2 separate regions of the Homo sapiens genome follow, and region 1 is linked to region 2. The links are chromatin loops, found by intact Hi-C in ENCODE. Cell type or tissue: B cell. All regions are shown on one strand. Links, peaks and the distances in the headings refer to the core of each region. The heading gives the core; the rest is flanking DNA. Region 1 overlaps UBAC2 (UBA domain containing 2). Region 2 has its middle 12 kb from the start of LNCARGI.

Region 1 (11,232 bases), core at 1,101-9,100, 190 kb before region 2:
TGGCTTAAGGAACAGAAATTAATTTTCTTACAGACCCAGAAGCTAGAAGTCCAAGCTCAGGGTTTTGGCGGGTTTGGTTTCTCCTGGGGCCTTGCAGGAGCCTGCTGGCTTCTAGCTGTGTCATCACATGGTCTTTCCTTTGTGTGTGCAAGCATCCCTGGGTCCCTCCCTTTTCTTAAAAGACATGTCACATTGAATTAGGGCTCCATCTATCCTTATGACCTCACTTAACCTTAATTACCTCTTTAAAGGGCCTATCTCCAAACTTAGTCAGCATAGAGCTTCAACATACAAATTTTAGGAGGAAACGTTCAGTCCATAACAGTGATTTTCTGTTTGCTTGTATTATCGATTACTGTGAGAAGAGTGCTGAATTCTCCAACTATATTTGTGGATTTATCTACGTCCCATTTCAGTTCTATTAATTTTTGCTTCATTGAAATCCTTTCTCAGCTCTCAGATTCTATGATTCACTGTGCACCTCCCACCCAATGTTTTAATTATGAAAAATTTCAAACATGCCACAAAGTAGAAAGAGGGGTACACTGAACACCCATATACCCACCACCTAGATTCTACACAATTAACATTTTACTATGTTGGCTTTAGCAAATATCAATCCCTTTATTTATTTGATCAGTACCATATGATTTTTAAAAATGCATTTCAAAGTAGATTATAGTCACATTTTCTCTAAACACTTAAATGTGCATTGTTATTCCCTAGAGTTTAATAATAACTATTTAAAGGTTTTTGAGTTAAAATTTTTACGTAGTAAAAGTACAAATCTTGAGTTGATGAGCGAATCTTGTTGTCTATAATGATACTATATACTTATCCTGTGATGTGCAACTGTTTGGATATTTGTGTATTATTGCTTTCCACATAGGTTTCTGAGATGTGATTTTTGCTCATTTTGAGAGGAATACTTAATGGTAATTATCAGATCTGTATTTTTAGGGGTTTGTTTGGTCCTGGACAGAATTAAAATGGCTGTGTAAATAGGGTCAGTTATTAGTTCAGTAAATATTTGCTTATATTTAGTTTTAATTTTTAATTGTGGTAAAATGTACATAATATAAAATGTACAATCTTAACTATTTTTGTGTATAGTCCAGTAGTATTAAGTACGTTCATATTGTGCAACCGATGTCTATAACTCTTCTCATCTTGCAGAAATGAAACTCTGTATCCATTAAACAACTTCCCATTTCCCCCTTCCTCCGCCCACTGTACCCTGCCTCTGGCAACCACTTTTCTACTTTCTGCCTCTGTGAATTTTACTACTCTAGGTACTGCAAATAAGTGGAATCATATAATATTTATCTTTTTGTGACCGGCTTATTTCACATAGCATAATGTCCTCAAGGTTCATGCATGTTGTTCCATGTGCCAGTTTCCTTCCTTTTTAAGGCTGAATTAAATTCCATTATATGTGTATGCCACATTTTGTTTACCCGTTTATGCATTCATCTGCCAGTGGACACTTGGGTTCCTCCCGCCAGTATGTGAGCACCTCCTTCACATCACTCCCCTTTTGTTTAACAAACACTCTTGACTGCCTTTATGTGTCAGGTCCTATTGGAGGCATGAGGGATGCTGCAACAAGGAATGTACCAGACAAAGCTGATGCCCTAAGTAAGCTTGTGTTCTAGTGGAGACTGAAGATGGGCGGATGGACAATAGACCAATAAACATATTTCCTTGATTCTAAAATGCATTAGGTCCCACGTTTTAATGATTCTAAAATTGGAACGTGCCTTGTAATTGATGACGTCTTAGAATTATATTTGGCAGCGTTTATTTTTTAGTGGCACTAAAAATAATGGTGTATCAGTTTGAATCATAGAGTTGATGGATCACTATTAAATCCACTGTTAAGTGCTATGAAAAAAGCAGGACAAAGGATAAGGTAACATTTGAGCACAGCACATGTTTAGTTGATATGTTTTCATAGCAGGACTTCATCCCTGAAGGAGGCAGTATGTTGATTCACATTTGGCACAAACTCTGACCCCACTGTGAGCTGGTAGCACTTTGCAGACTGGTTATTTTGAGTGGCACTGGTAGAGAGGAGAGAGAGACCTGGCAGGTGAAGGCTTGGGGGAGCATATTGCAAGATGGGCCCAGATCTTGTAGGTAGGAAAGACAACATGTCAGTAAACTTAGTCAGGGCCATCTCAGTAACTGCCAACAGTTCTTCCAGTTGTCCAGAACAAAACTTAATTTTATTCTTGACTTCTCCATCTGCCCATGCACCCGGTTAGTCAGCATATCCTGCCTGCAGTACCTTCACAACATATCCCAGTTTCAACCTCCCTCTTCATCTACACCTCCACCCTGCTGGTTTGAACATCCTCCTTTCTTCCCTGGATTCCCTAACAGCCTTCTAACTGGTTTACTATCTTCCACCATTGCCTTACTGTAATTTCTTCTCAATTTAGCAACCAAAGTGATCATTCAAAAACATGTCCAATCATGTTATTCCTCTACTTAGACCTCCCCAAAGCACCCTGTCACATCCAGAGGAAAGGTTAAAGTCCTCATAATGGCCTGTAGGGCTCTGGACCATTCCCCTCATCACCACTTGTTTGACGTTAGCTCCCTCCCTGTCTGCCTTGTGCTCATTCTGCTTTTGCCAGTTGGCAGCCTTATCATCTCTTAATCATGTTGAGCATGTTTTCATCTCAAAGCATGTGTACTTGCTTTTTTTTCCTCCAGAATCACCCTTCCCTCAGATATCTGCAAGGCCTACATCTTCAGGTCTCTGCTCAAATCCACATTACAAGAAGGTTTTCCCTAACCAGGTTGGATAAGACCGGCACCCCTTGGCTGGGCGCGGTGGCTCATGCCTGTAATCCCAGCACTTTGGGAGGCCAAGGAGGGTGGATCACCTGAGGCCAGGAGTTCAAGACCAGCCTGACCAACATGGAGAAACTCAGTCTCTAATAAAAATACAAAATTAGCCAGTTGTGGTGGTGCATGCCTGTAATCCCAGCTACTCGGGAGGCTGAGACAGGAGAATCGCTTGAACCCAGGAGGCAGAGGTTGCAATGAGCCGAGATTGTGCCATTGCACTCCAGCCCGGACAACAAGAGCGAAACTCCATCTCAAAAAAAAAAAAACAACAAAAAAAGACGGCACCCCTCCTTCCCCGGTTATGCTGCAGTAGCAAACAACTCTGAAATATCAGGAACCCGAGACAAGGCTTGCATCTCACTGGTGTTCCATCTCCACTGCAAGTTACCTAGGAGGGGTCCACTCCACACTGTCGTCAGCCCCGGGAGCTGGCTGATAGAGTAACCACCATCTTGCACGTTGGCAGGTGAAAAGAACAAGAATGATTCCCTGGCTCTTAAAGGGTCCTCCTGGAAGTGACATAGCTTTCATTTACTTGGCCAGAGCAAGTCACACTGCCATGCCTCACTTCATTTGGGAGTGGGGGTGGGGAGCAGTCCTACCATGTGTTTGGGAAGAGACGGGAAATATGTGGTGAATAACAAAGCCACAGGTTTTATTTTCCCTAGTTCATTTCTCATAGGATTTATTTCCATCTGACATAATGTATATCTACCTTGTTTTGTTTGTTGTTGTTTTTCTGTCCTGTCTACACTCCAAACCACAAGGCTAGGGACTTTGTCCACAGTTTATTGCTGTGCCTCAGGACCTAGAATAATGCATGGTACAGCGTGGATGCCTACTCATATTTAGAGAATGATTGAGAATACCAAAGCAAACCGTTCATTTATTCATTTGGTGCATGTGTTGGGAGTTTGGTATTCAAGTTGGGAGTGTGAATTAGGGAGGTTTGAGGAGAGAGGAAGAGATAGTGTGAGGTAAGAAGTTGTAGAGCAGATATACTAGAGAAAATCAGTGGAAATGCTGGTCAGTGGAGAGTGTCACCTTGAGACTTGAGACCAAGAATTTATGGTGAAATCTTGTAGCTCAGATGGGTGACTTTTTTGAGTCATGTTGAGTTGCTCAGAAGCTGGCAAGGAAGAGGAAGGACTGACGGGGCCCATTGCACAAGGACAGGTGGAAACCCAAGTTGAAGGAAACATGGATCAAGCTGCCCGTTGCACTTACATCACCCCTGCTCCATCTGCAGTCCTGTCAGAGTCACAAAGGAGCTTGCCTTTAATGGGGGAAGCCCGGGGTGTTGTGATGGTGCTGGTGGTAGGAGCAATATTCTCTATATTCATTCATTTTTTTTTTTTTTGATACGGAATCTCGCTTTGTTGCCCAGGCTGGAGTGCAATGGCACAATCTCGGCTCACTGCAACCTCCACCTCCTGGGTTCAAGCGATTCTCCTGCCTCAGCCTCCTGAATAGCTGGGATTACAGGCTCCCCCGCACCCCACCACGCCCGGCTAATTTTTGTATTTTTAGTAGTGACGGGGCTTCACGATGTTGGCCAGGCTAGTCTCAAACTCCTGACCTCAAGCGATCTGCCCGACTTGGCCTCTCAAAGTGCTGGGATTATAGGCATGAGCCACTGTGCCCAGCCCCTATATTTATTCTTTTATTTCATTTTCTTCTCGTAACACTTTTGAGGTAGGTTCTCATCTCCATTTTACAGGTGAGGAAAATTGAGGCTGAAATGGCTCGAGAAAGGATTTAGGTTGGTTAGGCTTATAGTCATGGTGCTCTCCTCTACTTTTGAATTACGAGGCAATGAGGAACTCGGTTAGATTTTAGATTCCGTGGAGCCTTGTTTGCATTTTGGTCATGAAGAAAGTATGCAACCACTTTACTAATGGTTCTAGTTTAGATGCTCACAAGACCTTACCAGAGAGGAAATAGTTGGGCTATTTTTATATGCTTAGACAAGTACAATAACCACAGTGTCAACTGTAACTGGTAAATTCGCCCCCAGGGAATTTCTTATGAATAAGATGAAGGTGCATCTCACAGAATCTGAGAATGTCCCCATCAGTGAGGCTTTTCTGTGATCTTGGCTGTTAATGATCTGGACGTTTCATCTGTGCAAGGGACGGTGCTAGGCTTTATGGTGGATGTAGCGAAGGGTAAGGCATGTGGCCTCCCTTCAGGAATCTTTATTGTGGTTGGGATAGCAAAACTGTACAAACCCTGGCTGCTCATAGTAGTGTGTGGGAACGAGGGTGCAGAGTGGGGGAAAAGCCCTTCAGGCTAAAATGGTTCACTCAGGCTGATGGAGGAAAGTAGAAACAACTGTAATTTGAAGGCTGCATAAGATTTAGATAAGGGAGTATCTGTGCTAATAAGGAAGGCATTGATGATATTTGGGGATTTAAGTCTGGAAAAATTTTCCAAAGGCATTGAAACAGAAAGCAACATGTTCAGGAGGTAGTGAGCTGTGCGGTTTGATTGCAGCAAAGGCTCCTGAGAACAAAGCAATGGATGTTGTGCTGGAGAGGCAGGAGGCCCAGAATGTAGGGAGGTCTGGACAACCAGGGACAGTGACTTGTCATTTGAGCTTGAAGGTCATACCAAAGTGACCACATTGCAGCCTCGTTTTAGGAAAGAGTATATACAAACACACACAGATAGTCCTTGCTTTGCAAGGTGATGCAGGACCGTAAAAATGACCGTGCAAGTTGAAACCGGGCAAAGCTATTTTAATAATCAATGGGGAAAATTTGGATTGTTCTGTGACTTTTAAAAATCTTCGTTGAAAGAATGCTTTGTTAAAACTTTAGACTTTCTCTTATAAATGTATAGTTATAAATGCATAGGGAAATGAAAAAATAGTAAAACAGTATACTGTAATTTATTAAAAACTTCAGCGACATTGAGAATTAAAGGGTTTTATTTCTTTGTAAGAAACTTACCAGGAGCAGTTTGAACAGTGTTTGCCTTCTTCCTGTTGTGTAACTTATGGGGAGTATCTATCTTAAACCTTGTGAATTGTCATACACCTTTCTGAGTTTGGCTGAGTTTCCATTATTTTATTCTCTCTGCTTTCAATGTGACAAAATATCCCTGAGAGTTTCCTTAATATGTAGATTTTTGCCAGCATCACTTCCTCAGGGACATGATAATCACTATTTTAGTGTACTGTTGCTTCTCTAACAAATTATCACAAACGTGGTGGTTTAAAACAAAAGAAATATGGCCAGGCACAGTGGCTCATGCCTGTAATCATAGCACTTTGGGAGGCTGAGGTGGGCAGATTGCCTGATCTCAGGAGTTCGAGACCAGCCTGGGCAACATGGCAAAACCCTGTCTTTACTAAAAATACAAAAACATGAGCTGGGCATGGTGGCAAGCGCCTGTAGTCCCAGCTGCTTGGGAGGCTGAGGGACGAGAATTGCTTGAACCTGGGAGGCGTCAGAGGTTGCAGTGAGCTGAGATCACGCCACTGCACTCCAGCCTGGGCAACAGAGCAAGACTCTGTCTCCTCAATAAATAAATAAATAAAACAAAATAAATTTATTATCCTACAGTTTGGAGGCCAGAAGTCCAAAATGGATCTCACTGGGATAAAATCAAGGTGTCAGCAGGGCTGCATTTCTTTTGGAAGCTCTGAGAAGGAATCTGTTTCTTCGCCTTTTGTAGCTTTCTGAGGCAGCTCACATTTCTTGACTCATGACCCAATTTTATCTTCGAAGCCAAGGGTGACTGGTGGACTCTTTCTTACACATTGTCACTCTGAAACTTACTCTCCTGCCTCCCTCTTGCACTTAAAAGGACTCTTGTGGGCCGGTTGCAGCGGCTCACGCTTGTAATCCTAGCGCTTTGGGAGGCCGAGGCGGGTGGATCATGAGGTCAGGAGTCTGAGACCAGCCTGGCCAATATGGTGAAATCCCATTTCTAGTAAAAATACAAAAATTAGCTGGATGTGGTGGCACGTGCCTGTAGTCCCAGCTACTCAGGGGGCTGAGGCAGGAGAATCGCTAAACCCGGTAGGCGGAGGTTGCAGTGAGCTGAGATTGTGCCACTGTACTCCAGCCTGGGCGACAGAGGGAGACTCCGTCTCAAAAAAAAAAGGACTCTTGTGATTGCATAGAATCCAGCTGGATATCTTAGGTAGTCTCATCTCAAGGACATCTGATTAGCAACCTCAATTCTGTCTGCAACCTTAACTCCCCCTTGCTGTGTAACCCAACATAGTCACAGGTTCTGGGGATTAGGACGTGGACCTCCTTGGGGAGCCAGTATTCTATCACAGTCACCTTCCTGTTGATAAGTTCACCTTCACTGAGTTTCTCTAGCTGCCCACCTTGAATGGTGGCAGTGTCAACATTCCTGTGGTTTGATATTTCTTTTATAACCTGATAACATTTGATTCACATTTCACTTCCAGCACTATTACTTTTTGTTGCTTTGCTGTATACATTTTTTTTTTTTTTTTTTTTTTTTGAGATGGAGTTTCTCCCTGTCGTCCAGGCTGGAGTACAATGGTGTGATCTCGGCTCACTGCAGTCTCTGTCTCCTGGGTTCAAGTGAGTCTCCCACCTCAGCCTCCCGAGTAGCTGGGACTACAGGCGTGCCACCACGCCCAGCTACTTTTTATATTTTTAGTAGAGACGGGGTTTTGCCATGTTGACCAGGCTGGTCTCAAACTCCTGACCTTAAGTGATCTACCCGTCTCGGCCTCCCAAAGTGCTGGGATTATAGATGTGAGCCACCACGCCTGGCTCTCTTTTTGTATACTTTCATGTGTATTGACTAGTTCCCTCTTTTGATGATCTATTTTTGTAAAATGTCACATGAATTTATCATTGGAAGATGAGGCAACACAACTACATACTTTACTGTCTGTGCATGAATGGAATAACAGCTGCCCAGTGACCAGTCACTGACAGACTTAGAAAGAAGTGACATACATGATTGGTTGCTGATCATAATGCACGTCTTACTGACATAATGATCTATGTACTGAAGAGCTGGTGTTGTTTTACCAAATCATGGTAACTGAAGTCTGTGCCTATCAGAGCTATGCAGAAATGAGGAACTGCCAGTGTGTGTATTTTTGTACCATGTCTACATGTGTATTTATATAGGTTAATGTGTGTTACTTGTTTTTTAAAAAAGAAAATTGGGAGTTAAGCTAGAAACTATTAGAAGTGTGTATCTATGGGAGTGGGTTTGGGGGTATGGGATAGAGGGGATAAATAACTGAAGTGAAAGTAAACCTTTGTTTTTCCTGGTTTTGGTTTTTGAACAATGTAAATATTTAACATATTCAAAAATTTTAACTGAGAAAGGAGCAAACTTTAATATTGAATGTAAACAGAAATAAACAAATCTCTGTGTTATAACCACTAGGGAAAATAATTCTTTCAAGTAGCTTTTGAACACAAGACCCTGTCCATCCTTAGTTGAGAGATATAGATATATATATATATATTCACACACACATACTCTAAGGACCAAAAGAAAAAAAAAAATCTTCAAAGGTATCTTAAACTTCGCCCAGTGGGCTTAATAAGTAGTTTATTGTTTGTAATGATACTGATACTGTAATATTAAAATTTTATGTATAACCTAGGATAAAGCAAGCAGCTAACTATTAATATTTAAGAGAGAAACGACAGAAATGCAAAGTCCTTAGGAAAAAGCACTGTAGGCCAGGCATGGTGGCTCACAGCTGTAATCCCAGCACTTTGGGAGGCCGAGGCGGGCAGATCGCTTGAGCTCAGGAGTTCAAGACCAGCCTGGGCCACATGGCAAAACCCTGTCTCTACACACACAAAAAAACAAAAACAACGAAAAAAAAACCTGGCCGGTCATGGGGCCTTGCCCCTGTAATCCCAGCTACTTGGGAGGCTGAAGCAGGAGGATTGCTTGAGCCTAGGAGGTGGAGGTTGCAGTCAGCTGAGATCACGCCACTGCACTCTAGCCTGGGCAACACAAGGAGACCCTGTCTCAAAAAAAGAAAAGAAAAATAGCACTGTAGTGTTAAATTGTTAAATTTGAATTGGAAATATCATTATGAATCATGATTTCAAAAATATATTTTCTAGCTCTGATTACTGAAAGAGCTAGAAGCATTGGGACCCAGAAAATTACAGTGAGCACATCTAATGCCCAGATTTGGTTTCTTTTTTTTTTTTTCTGAGACGAAGTCTTACTCTGTTGCCCCAGCTGGAGTGCAGTGGCGTGATCTCGGCTCACTGCAACCTCCACTACCCGGGTTCAAGTGATTCTCCTGCCTCAGCCTCCCAAGTAGCTGGGACTGCAGGCACGCACCACCATGCCCAGCTAATTTTTGTATTTTTAGTAGAGACAGGGTTTCACTATGTTGGCCAGGCTGGTCTTGAACTCCTGACCTCATGATCTGCTCTCCTCGGTCTCCCAAAGTGCTGGGATTATAGGCATGAGCCACTGCACCCGGCCTCAGATTTGGTTTCTAAAGACCATTTCCCAACATTCCCTAACAGGGATCCTTAGAGAAATTCTAGGTCTTGGGCAGGGCGGGTATAGGTGAGCCTAAAGCAAGGAAGATGAGTGGGTAGGTGGAGCAGCCAGAGCAGGCGTTGAGGGCCCTGGTTGAAAGGCCGCAGGAGCTGGTCAGAGGGCTTCCACCTGGACCATCTGAACGTTGGAAAAAGAATGCAACTGATTGTGACACATTGACTAAGTAAAAATCCATGAGTGTAGAGTGATACCGAGATACAAGGAGAATGAAGACAGAAGGCCAGCTAAGAAATAGAAAAGTAATGACAGAATTATCAAAATTATCATTATGTAAACCCTAGTGTAAGTCTTAATTGTAAACTTTTTCACGGTAAAAGGATGGGAGAAAAAAAAAGGCAGTGTTTTTGGTTCCCGATGAAGCGTAAGTATTTCATTATTTGATGGAAATCTCAGCCATGTTTTTGTAACCAAATCTGCTGGTACCACTTGAGTTCTCAAGACTAGTCTTTTGATACTATGAATATTACAGGGTTATTATTTTATTATTATTATTATTCTTATTTTCAGTTGCAAGATTTAATAGAGTGAAAACAGAGCTCCCATACAAAGGGAGGTACAGGGTTATTATATAAAGTAATTATTTCCAAGGAAAGCATGTTATTTCAGCGGTTTTCCTAGATTGAGATGCACTTTATTTTTCTGAGTCTCCATCATGGGCCGGACATTGTGCTAGCCGTTTCTTTTTTTTTTTTTTTTTTTTTTTTTTTTTGAGATGGAGTCTCACTCTGTCGCCCAGGCTGGAGTGCAGTGGCACAATCTCGGCTCACTGCAACCACCACCTTCCAGGTTCAAGCGATTCAAGTGATTCTCCCGCCTCAGCTTCCCAAGTGGGATTATAGGCGCTTGCCACCACGCCCGGGTAATTTTTTTGTATTTTTAGTAGAGATGGGGTTTCGCCATGTTGGCCAGGCTGGTCTCAAACTCCTGACCTCAGGTGATCCGCCCGCCTCAGCCTCCCAAAGTGCTGGGATTACAGGCGTGAGCCACTGCGCCCTGCCTGTGCTAGCCATTTCTACATGCATTACCTCACTTCATTCTTAGCATAACCCTGAGAATTAGGTCAGATGAAGTGACTGAAGCTCAGAGAGGTCAGATACTGTGTCCAATGACAAGCATCAGTAAGTGTGAAAATGAAGGTTCAAGGCCAAGTCTTCTGGGCCCCAGGTCCTTTCCCTTCTCATAGCTCTTGTTCTTTCCCATGGATTAGCTCAGCAAGTAGCTTCAGGGGCTTGTTTTCAGGATCTATGAGAGAGGAAGGCATGAAAACACAAAGGTGGAACCAAGGAAGACCAGAGGGAGAGAAGAGGCTACCTAGATGTCTCACAATAGTGTGCATTTTGATTAAATGACATACTTGGGGGAAATGTTCCTGAGTAGGTGAAAGCTGATATTTTGTTCTATTGGGAAAAAAAGTGAGCTTGAAGAAAACATAATTTGCTTCTTTTTTTCTCTCATATCAGAGGGAAGAGAGAAGACATTTATAGTTTCTAAAATACCCTCAGTAGTATAATTCTGTCATACTTAATATGTAAATGACTAGATCAAGGAGGAAGAGGGGCGTGACTGCTTTTAGTACAAGGCAGAGGTCACACTAGTCTCTCCTGGAAAACTGACCTGGGCTCCAGTTGTACTCATGGTGGAAAATCTCAGGGGGCCACTACAGTCAGCAGTGTTAACACTTTTAGCCTCTTTTAATTTTTTAAAAACAAAACACCCAGGAATCAATTAACCAAAGATGTGCAATATATGTGCAAGGAAAACTATCAAACACTGATGAAAGAACTTGAAGAGGACATAAAAAAATGAAAGGGTATTCCATGCTTATGG
Region 2 (11,232 bases), core at 2,209-10,208:
AACACACCCACAGATGTGCACACACACCCACTCACACATGCACACACTTCCCCACCCATACACATATGCACACATTCACACATGTGCACACATACCCATTCACACACTTGTACTCACCATGCAGACATGTGCACACACCTACTCACACTCCACTCACATGCTTGCACACCCACTCATATACTCACACGTGTATACTAACACACACCTGCACTTGCATACATAACATTTCCACTCGCTTACACTCACACACATGCTCATGCACACACACATCCACTCATTCACACATACCCACTCACACGTGCACACACACTACACACACCCATCCTCACAGGTGTGTGCACACACTATATATTCGCACACTCACACAGACACACACACTCCATACACACCCCACATATGCACACATGACACACACTTATTCACAAACATGCACACATATATACACACTATACACACACCCACTCACACCCATGCACATGCACTCCACCCACACACACCCATTCACACACACACTCATTCACTCACATACATGCACACTCACACCCACTTTACACACCAACACACATTCAAACGTGCACACACTTGCACACCCACTCACGCATATTCACTCACACACACTGACGCTTCTCACACACTTGCTCACACACTCAAACTCACTCTGTGGAGAAGTGACCCGGGAGCCCCAGGGGTGGGGCAGGCCAACCAGCCCGCACTGAAGTGACCGCTCTTTGGAAGAGCACACAGACTCCAAGGCCCTCTCGTGAGTTTCACCAGCTCCCAACCACGAGAGAAGGTTCCTCTTCCTCCTCCCCTTCTTTCCTGAACAACTTGCTGGCCGAGCAAGGTGGGAGGCTGTGGGGAAGGGGCCTGAGGCCTGAGCCGACCTAGGGTAGCTCAGGTGGTGCGAACCACAGGTCCCCTCACCTTCTAGAACCGACTTGACCAGGCACAGAGCCGCTATCTGGTGCCTTTGGAAAGTTGTGTGTTCATTTTTTAATTTGTTCAGGCCTCACAGGGCAAAGAGATGGGACTGGCTCCTGACGCACCCCCAACCCTTGGCAATGGGCCCCCCTTCCTGATTTTTCAGGGGCCTCTTCCCCAGGGCACATCTCCCCCAGCCTCAGCTCTGCCTGGCCCTCAGGAATTCCAGCCTCAGGGTTCACCGCGTGCTGTGGCTCCCTGCCTCAGCCGGGGTGCCTCGTGCCCCCTTTGCTGCCAGGACACCGCACTAGCCTCGAGGCCCAGCTAAGGGCTACCTCCTCTCTGAAGCCTCCCCGGCTCAGCAGCATTTGTGAGCCCCTCCACCCTTGGCGCTTGCTTGGTACTTGGTGGGGACTGAGCCTCCGCAGTGACTCACAGGCCTCTTTCACGCCTCTGCACGCTCAGCAAACCCTTAGCCCTTGAGGGGCTGGCCTCGTCTTCTTCCTTTTCTTGGTATTTGGCACAAAACAAGTGCCCAGGATGCTGGGCCCTGCTGGAAGCCACAAAAAAGTCACATCCATACCCCAAGGAGGGGGTGGCAGGTGCTGTCACCACTGCTGTGAGTCTGGGGAGGTCAGCAGGGTTGGACAGCCACATAGACCCAAAGCAGGAGCCATCGAGAGAGGCCAAGCCGCTAAGCCTCACACCTTAATCCTAGCTACCTGTCCTCCTGCTGGTCCATCCCATTCCTTTGCTCATTGATGTCGGTAGACATGAGGACGCAGGGCACTGACAGCTCCCGGACTGTGCTGCGCGGGCTGTGGCCCCACACCTGCCCAAAGGTGAGCTCCTCTGCACCCCGTGTTCTGCGTCTCCACCCCATGGGGTCTCTCCCCACAAGCACAAGCACCCCACCCTTCCCCCATCCCATCTGCTCTCAGGAAAGGACCTAACATCAGTCATTTGTGCCTTTATCTGAAGTTACCCTGTTACAAGGTCCTTTGCCTTCTGAGGCTCACAGTGCTGATTGCAGCGTGCCAGGCGTGCCTCCGCTCAGAGATGATCAATCAGTGCAGTCATGAAGGGGGAGAATTACCAAAAGCGCTTCCAGAAGTGTTCTAAAATTCTCCCCCGGGGGTGACACAGCAAAGGTAGCCTGGTCCTATCGGTGGCTGGAGGCTGACGCTGGCCTCTGCTCCTTCTGGCCTGACAGCAGTGGCCGGGATCCTGGAGCGTCCACGCAGGTTAGGGCGTGCTCTACACCCCGCGTAGGCTAGGGCGTGCTCTACACCGATGACGGGTGGAAGCAGAGTGAGCTGCAGCTCACCAGGCCATGGGGGCAGAGCAGCTGCAATCTGAGCCGTTTTCTTGGAGCCCAAGCACCTTTCCCATGCCCTGGGAAGACCCCCTGGCCCGCTTACCTCACCCACCAAGGACATGTGCAAGGAGGCCAGCAGAGGCCTGTGCAGCAGCCAGCCTGCTTCCTAGGTGGCTCCAAAGCCTCGAAGGGTGTCCCCTGCACGCTGTCCTCTGCAGAAACGGAATCTGTTCATGGCACAAAACTCGACACTCTTCCTCCCTTTACACCCCTGCTGGAAAAAAAAAAAGAGAGAGAGAGAGAGAAAAAACACCCAGGGTGCCAGTCAAGGTGATCTCCCCGCCACAGGATGCCTGCGCACAGCCCCCACCATCCCCTAGAGAAGAGAGGAGGAGGAAAGTCACCCCAGGAGGCCAATTTCCTTTCAGCTCCATTTCCCTGCACACCCCTCAGGCTGGGATTCAGACCATAGATGTGACAGTGAAGCCACCAGAGTCAGGAAATTCAAAAGCAGCCACCATTCTCCCCGCACTGGGGCAGCGAGCAAGGGAAAGCAAGAAACGCCCCCTGGGGACCCAGACACTCTCAGCTCCGTGTGTGAAGGTGGAGGGGAGACCGCCCTGGCTCTGGATTTCCTGGGTTTTGTGACCCAGGCAAGGTGCCTTAATGGGGCCTGAAAGGTGCATTTGCAGCCCAGGCAGGCAGCGCTCCAAGAGCAGCAGTTAGCGGGGGCTGGGCAGCGGGACTGCAGGTTAAACCCACCCCTCCCCAGCAGGGAAAGGCTGCGGGCTGAGGCCACCGGGCCACCGCTCTTTTTCTCCTCTCATTTCAAAGGGCAAGAATGGTTTTCCCTGCCACATCACTGGCTAATAAATGAGGCATCGAGCAGCTCCTTTGATTAAGACTATGCGGCCCTCACTACGTCATTGTCATCATTGACACGGTAAGTGTGCCTGTTCTTTCTGAGGCTGCCTGTGAACCCAGCGTGAAGCCCACCCCAGTCAGCAGCCAGCTGTCCAGCCTAGGGGAACAGCTGCCCCCAGTCCACTGTGTCCCGGCTTCCCCTAGTCTAGAATGTGGTCAACACACTCCCCTACCTGGCCTCCCATTGACAGAGGCTATGGGACCCAATTTTCCCCATATGTAAATCGGGCCTTCAAATATGCCCCCAAAACTCCAGGCCTGTTGGAGATAACTTAGATGAAAAGGTCCTATCTTATCATACACCTTTACCATAAACTTCCCCTCCTGCCACCCCCAGAAGGAAGAGCTGAGGCAGTTTCCAAAGGTGCCTGACTTGTCCACAGACCACAAGCCCCAGGAGAAACGTCCTGGGCGTCCTCACAACATTTAGGATTAAATGTTAAAAAAAAAAAAAAGAGACCTAGAAGGCCCCCACAAAAGGGCAAGAAATTATAGAATACCACCCACACGGGGTTTATTCCTGATTCACTCAATAAGCATTTACTGAGGCACAGCTGGGCGCAGCCACGGGCTCTAAGTTGACTGTGTACAAGTGATGGAGGGCTGCAACCCACACACAGGAGGGCCTGGGGTCTGCCCCGCCCCGTGCCAAGTTATCATCTCTGTTGCCCATCAGGGACCTTGTCTAAGCGGGAGCTGCAGCCCCCACAGGCCCAGCGAACCTGACAGAACCAGACCCTGCCCCAAGTTCTGTGGATCCCCCCACCACTCTTGCGGGTCCTTCCTTCTGTGTTTATCGCTGAGGCCACGCACTGAATGTCACATTGTCTTGGGTTATTGTCTAATTGTTTCCTGGGCAGAGACATTTCATTTCAGCCAGCTGAGTTCCATGGGGTAGAAACGGCAGCAGGCTCTTATATAAATCATCTGCTGGGGTGGAAGAGATTATCCAGCCCGTGGTGGGGGCCAGAATTCAGGGGGGCTGTGAGGCTGGATGGGAAAATGATGCCATCTTTGTTTCCATTAGGCCCCAGCTGAAATGTGATGTTTCAGTTGTGGACACGAGTGGCCAGCCACAGTGGCGGGAGAGTGCCTGAGACTTGGGTGCTGTTTGTTAGAAACCACAGCAAGTCTTTTCATCGCCCAGTGCAGGTGATCCAGGTACCTTAAGGCATTATTTATGCTCGTCACTACCTTGAAATTACAGTCACTATTAGACATGTCAGTAGTGAATAAAGAAGTGTGTAGGACATTATATTAAAAATCTGCTTTTCTTTGGCCAGGCGTGGTAGCTCATGCCTGTAATCCCAACACTTTGGGAGGCTGAGGCAGAAGGATTGCTTGAATCCAGGAGTTCGAAACTAGCCTGGGCAACATAGCGAGAGTTTGTCTACAAAAATTAAAAAATTAGACAGGTATGGTGGTGCATGCCTGTAGTCCCAGCTACTCTGGAGGCTGAGGTGGGAGGATCACTTGAGCTTGGGAGGTCAAGGCTGCAGTGAGCTGTGACTGTACCACTGCATTCCAGCCTGGGTGACAGGGAGAGACCCCCCATCTCAAAAAAAAAAGTACTTTTAAACATTTTGATCACTATATTTTAATATGAAAGGTTTCTTTTCATCTTAGGTGTTTTACTTTATACATTTAAAAACCAGGACTCTGGGAAGGGGTCCACAGGCTTCAGCCAAAAGGGTTGTGGCTCAAGAAAAGGTGAAGGACCCTCGATCTAGTCTAACCATTTTGCCTTCTAAGTGGGGACACTGAGGCATGGGATGTTTCCAAAGCCTCCCAGCTTATCCATCAGACTTGATTAGAGCCTCAGCTGCCTGAAACCCCCTCCGCTTCAGATGCAGTGGCCTTCCATCCCTGCACTCCACACCCTGAGCCCGACATGTGACTTCCTGACCCACTGACTACCCTGGTTCCTCCTCCAGGTGCTTCATCAGCCCCCTTCATCTTAGTCCATCTGTCCTCTTCCACCTGGCCCTGGACAAGGGTCAATAGAGCACAGTGGTTTCCTGTTCACTCAGGTCAGGAAACCAATGGCAAGAAAAGTGACAACGATGGCACCCATGATTGAGGACCTCCTCTGTGTCAGACACTCCTAGCTTTACTTATTTACACCTCACTTTATCCGCAAAGAGGCATCATTATCCCCATTTCACAGATGAATAAAATGAGGCTTAGAGGAGTTAAGTGATTTGTTCAAGGCCAACTGCATGGAGATACGGGTCCTCCAGGTGGGTTCAGTTACAAGGCAGTCGAAGCTGGGGCTGGAGTGGGGAGGTGGCCGAATATAGGCTCTCCCAGATCTGAAGGATGCAGAGACTTTGGGCCAGTGTTCCTGAGGACAGGTAGAGCAGGGGCTGCGGACAGTGCAACTGTGGCTGAGCCCACCTACCGGCTGCTACCCTTGAAGTGGCTTCACAAGGTACTGATTTCTGCCTCGCTCTGTGCCTGCCCCGGGAAAGCGGAGCTGGCACCGCTATCGCATCTCTGTGGTTTGCACGTCTGTGTTCCCAGAGCTGCTTCAGCCCCACACGTGGGCAGAGCAGCAGTGTGGTTGAGCTGTCCAGGTGCTGCCGTTTTTGCTTTTTCTTTCTTTTTTAATGATGAAGAGGAAAAGGAGTGTGGGGTGGGCACAGATGTACTTGTTCCTCTTTTTTTACATTTAATCATTGACAGGACTGCTGACGCTGGAGTAACACACTCACTCACCCATGTAGTGCTCACCAAGTGTCTACACTATGCTGACCTCCCAGAACCACCTAGGTCTTCGGCACTGACAGACCCTCCCTTCTAGCAAAGTAGACAGGTAGACAGGTGAGAGCTCTATGGGGTGACAGGCACGCCGCAGAGATAGCAACTTCAGGGTGCCAAGGAACACACAGGAGGAGGCTCTTCCTGGTCCCAGGTGGCCGAGGAGGTTTCCCAGAGGTCAAGCTTGAGGATGAGACAATCTGCCCAACCCCTCCAGCTGCTGACACAGAGGGAGGGAGAGCACAGGGAATGGTGTGCCGGACCGTTACTCTCCCACCCAGAGGTTTCTTGTCACTTTCTCTCATATTTCCTTGAACAACACAAGTCACGTGGCCACACCTAACTTCAAGAGGTGGAATCCTGGTGGGGCACAGTGGCTCACGCCTATAATCCCAGCACCTTGGGAGGCCGAGGCAGGTGGATCACCTGAGGTCAGGAGTTCGAGACCAGACTGGCCAACATGGTGAAACCCCGTCTCTACTAAAAATACAAAAATTAGTCGGGCTTGGTAGTGCATGCCTGTACTCCCAGCTACTCAGGAGGCTGAGGCAGGAGAATCGCTTGAACCTGGGAGGCGGAGGTTGCAGTGAGCTGAGATGGTGCCACTGCACTCCAGCCTGGGTGACAAAGCAAGACTCCATCTCAAAAAAAAAAAAAAAAAAAAAAAAGGTGGAATCCTGCCGTGTGCTGGGAGCAGCACAAGCAGTGTGGACCACACTACAAATGTGTCCTCTCCAGCCCCAAACTCATGTGGATTCGCCCATCCCCACAGAGCACCTACCCACGGCCATCCTGCCCGCCCCACCTTGCTCTTCCTCATGTGCCATGCCCGCCCCCGCCGTCACCCCAGTTTTCGGTCCTCATTCATCACCTCTGCTGCATTCTCGTGGCTGTGGCCTCAGCCCAGTCCTCACTGTCTCTCTCCAGGACAGCCACAGCTTCTTGCTTCCTGGTCTCCGATCTTAATTCTCCAATCCAGTTTATATTCTACATCCCACTGAGGATTGCAGAATGAGTTTGCTAAAGGCACAACTGATTGTGTTATTCGCTACCTAAAATCCTTTGAGGGTCTTTAGGACAGGATTCGATTTCCATGACCTGGGATATGCTGTTCTCTCTGTCCAGAATGCATTTTCCCTCCCCATGAACCCTCATCAACTCTGCTTAACTCCTTCTCACACAAGACTCAGCCCTCCTCCAGGCAGTCTTCCTTGGCTGCCCCACACCCTGCATCTCATTTTGGTGCTCCCCTTCTAGTCCCCAAATGTCTCTATATTAGTGTACACCATAAATGACTAGTGTCTGTCAGACTGGGAGCTGTTTAGGGAAGTGACAAAGTCTCAATCATCAACTCCTAGGGCCTCCACAGGGGTCAGCCTGGTGGGTGCGTGCTGAATGATTGCTGAATGCAGGGCCAGTGGTAGTTACTGTTCCAAACCTGCCCTCCACAGCCTGTCTTCCCACATCATCCAGAGACTTCTTCCCACAGGACACATCAAGCATCTGCTTAGCTCCCTGTGCTGGCCACTGGGGAGGGGGTGTGAAGGCACACCCATGGCCTGCAAGGAGCTTAAATGTTGAGGGGAAAGTTGAGAAACCCAAAAGTCACTGGGAACCACATGGCACTCAACGTGGGGACGACAGCTGGGGATGAGACACCACCCTTATGTCTTCCCTTGGCCTCATAGAGTCACCACATAGAGGAACCTGATAGAGGCTCCTGTCTAATCCGACCAGGTTGCAGATGAGGATGCTGAGACCCAGAGAGGTGGGCTGAGTCACTGCGGTCACTCAGGTAGCCACCAACGTCACTGCAACCCAGACCAGCCTCAGACCTCCACAGCAAATGCTCTTTAGGAAAAAGCAGACGTGGGCACCTTCCACTTCTATGCAACATGCTGTGACGTAAGACAACCCTCAAATATCTCAAACCAGCGGTGTTTTTCTCCCTGCACTCTTCCTTCAAGAGGAAGTTGCAATTTAATTGAATTATTTCTTCTTTCTCTCCTTTAGTCAAAAATTGTGATTTAAGCACCTTTTATGTTTAAGCCACCCTGCTGGCCACCAGGTGATAATCCAAGAGAAACAAAACCACCCTCACTTCAGAGCTTGGGGACAAGACACATGTCCCTTACATCAGCGAACCAAGATCGGGAGGGAAATGCCGAAGGAGTGGTTCAAGCAGTTGGCAAAAATTTTACAAGAAAATGCCCCAAGGAGCTATTTAGTCAGAAAAGCAACTTCTGGGGAGATCCCTGGATTCAACACAATCCCCTGTCCTGACCATCCCCGACCTGTGATCCTACTGTGCGGACAGCTTCAGAGCCTGAAAGGCGCAGAGTCGGTAACATTAAATGAGAGTCTCTTCACCCGGTCAGACTTCGTTAGGGCCAAGCTCTTCGAGCAAGATGGAGGTGCCGTCCTTCCCCAGTGCCTGACTCAGTTGCCAGCACCCAGTGTGTGCACTGGGTGAACGCAGACACTCTTCTTTCTACAGTTCCCATGGCAGGGGTCAGGGCCCATGGAGTATGATGGGGTTCAGGCCACGCTATCCCAAAACATGGCATCTTGGCATTTAAGAAAACAGGAGGAGCAAGAAGGTCACTCCTACCCCCACCATGCCCCTCCCCACCCCCGAAGCAGCTTATAGACCCTCGTTTGAAAGTTCCCCTCCACACACCCAGAAGAAAGGAACATCCTTACCTCTGAAGGCACCAGGGTCACAGGGAGGAGCCTGAACAAACAAGCCTTGCTAAGTCCCCCAGGGGTTCCCCATTCGATCACACCCTTGTCTTCCTCCAATCTTATTTCTCCAAAATCATCCACTCTTCATCTAACCTAAGCATGGAAAAGTCACAGGTCTCTCTGTTTCTTTAGGTTTCTTCAATTTCCTTTTTCATTTTTTCTTTCTGAGATGGAGTCTCACTCTGTTGCCCAGGCTGGAGTGCAGTGGCACAATCTCAGCTCACTGCAACCTCTGCCTCCTGGGCTCAAGCAATTCTCTTGCCTCAGCCTCCTGAGTAGCTGGGATGACAGGTGTGCACCACCATGACCAGCTAATTTTTGTATTTTTAGTAGAGACGGGTTTTCACCATGTTGGCCAGGCTGGTCTCGAACTCCTGACCTCAAGTCCTCCCACCTTGGCCTCCCAAAGCGCTTACAGGATCATAGGCGTGAGCCACCATGCCTGGTCCTGGAAGGAGGATCTTATGATCTGTTTTCTGGTGAAGTAGGTCAGAGGATTCCTTTATGGCCAGCTGTCACATAGAAGGGTGGGGGAAGGGTCTCATGATCATCTCGTTTCTTTGTTTTATCAGTTGCCAAGGTGCCATGTTTTGGGGTATCAGGCACTGAGCCCAACAGGTGGAACTCATCTACATTGGTAACAGTTGTAGTTCATTCACTCTCATTGTTATATACTATTCATTTGTTTGGCTGTACCAACACTTACACATTCATGCTCTTTTATTTTTTCTTTTTCTTTTTTCTTTCTTTCTTTCTTTTTTTTTTTTTGAGACAGGCTCACTCCGTCACCCAGGCTGGAGCACAGTGGCATGAACATGGCTCACTGCAGCCTTGACCTCGAAGGCTCAAGTGATTCTCTCACCTCAGCCCCTCAAGTAGCTGGGACCAGAGGTGCATGCCACTATGCCTGGAAAATTTTGTATTTTTTGGTAGAGACAGCGTTACGCCATGTTGGCCAGGCAGGTCTCAAACTTCTGAGCTCAGGCAATCTGCCAGCTTCAGCCTCCCAAAGTGTTGGGATTACAGTTATTCTCCTTTTGATAAACATGAGTTGTATTTCATGCGGGGCTATTACAAACAGTGCTGCTGTGAACATTTCTGTACACATCATTTGGTGAACTTACATACTCATTTTCTTTAGGATGTACCCAGATTGGGGAATGCTGGGCCACAGGGTATTTTGGTTTAGCTTCAGTTGAAACTATCCTTGGTTGATTTTTTAAAAAGAAAACATTTTAAAACTTGATTTTTTTAAAAACTGAAAATAAAATTTAAAATGATCAATGTTTTGTCAAAGCGGCACTTTTCCTCTGTGATTGAACAATTAGGTTTTTAAAAATAATTGGAGGAGAACTTAAATATGTGTAGTCTGGTATTTTTCAACCATTGGGTTAAAATCCACAATTAGTTGGTTTAAAAAAAAAAACTGTTTTGGGCCAGGCAAGGTGGCTCATGCCTGTAATCCCAGTACTTTGGGAGGCCAAAGCAGGAGGATCCCTTGAGCTCAGGAGTTTGAGACCAGCCTGGGCAACACAGTGAGACCCCATCTCTACAAATAATTTAAAAATTGGCTGAGTGTGGTGGTGCATGCCTGTAGTCCTAGCTACTCAGGAGGCTGAGGCTGGAAGATTGCTTGAGCCTGGGAGATGGAGGCTGCAGTGAGCCATGACTGCCACTGCACTCCAGCCTGGGTGACAGACAGAGCAGGACCCTGTCTCAAGAAAAAAAAATTGTTTTAATTGTGATAAAATATACATAAAATTTACTACTTTAATAATTTATTGTGGGTTTCGAGATCATTTTAGTGGGCCATGATCAGAACTTTTTAAAAATGAGATAGAAGAGAAAAGGAAACAGAACAGAAAAGAAAATACATCGTAATAAGGACAAATACTGTTTCATAAGACTTCTGTTTCCGTTGTGTGTGCTCTGTGTTTTAAAAGTTTGTAAAACACGGGTCTAGTCCAACTCTTTTAATTTACAGAGAGGGAAATATACTCAGAGACAGAAGTGATATCCCAAACAGAGCTTGAACTAGAACATGGCATCAGGCTTCCAATTCAGAGTCTGATATTTTCCAACTCCCATCTCACCATCTTTGCTGTTGATCTCTCCAAACTCACGTGCTAGATCAGGCTAGACCTTCATGGCCCCATATTTTCTTGGTGGAAAAGGGTCTCCTGTTCCCTGCCCCTTGAGTTAGTCCCAGACAGGCTGCAGAGAGGAGCCAGGACTCAGCCAGCACCTTCTGAACGCCACTGTGATAACCCAAGGATGCCCCATTTGACCTTGTCTACTCTGGGGTCAACCAGGAATAGTACAAACCTAGATCTTAACGGAAGAGAGGGGAAAGGACCTGTGGTTTGACATTTTTCAGAATTTTTCTCTTCTGTGTGTTTCAAGAGCACTTTTCTCGCGGAGCTCAAGAGAGGAAGCGCTATAAATAGAGGGCCTGGAGGAGGGGCGGCCGCGGGAGGAAGAAGTTCTCAGAACACCTGCTTGTCTCAAAATCAAGGCCCAGTGGGGTTTTTCAGGGGGCAGTTCCCAAGCAGGCCCCTACCCAA

What was found. Peaks named below come from ENCODE experiments on the same cell type or tissue, not always from the same donor. Only the 100,000 strongest peaks of a DNase experiment are listed, where the experiment ranks them.
Region 1: a loop joins it to region 2, with 10 times the contacts of the local background. A loop is called at or near these places in 3 of 110 quality-filtered maps.

The regions. Positions count from the first base shown.
Region 1 is chr13:99,224,087-99,235,318 of GRCh38, forward strand. All of the region lies in intron 1 of UBAC2 (UBA domain containing 2), which reads left to right. Among named protein-coding and RNA genes, the nearest start is that of GPR18, 29 kb to the right of the region's middle. RefSeq lists an enhancer at 3,903-3,972. In B cell, for the core only: no CTCF peak of the experiment used is centred there; DNase peaks (open chromatin) are centred at 1,225, 3,997, 4,815 and 7,815; H3K4me3 peaks cover 2,855 bases; H3K27ac peaks cover 3,333 bases.
Region 2 is chr13:99,414,715-99,425,946 of GRCh38, forward strand. No RefSeq gene overlaps it. Among named protein-coding and RNA genes, the nearest start is that of LNCARGI, 12 kb to the right of the region's middle. RefSeq lists enhancers at 2,477-3,396, 5,382-5,521, 5,572-5,661, 5,672-5,781, 11,120-11,232. In B cell, for the core only: no CTCF peak of the experiment used is centred there; DNase peaks (open chromatin) are centred at 5,747 and 7,737; H3K4me3 peaks cover 1,104 bases; H3K27ac peaks cover 2,987 bases.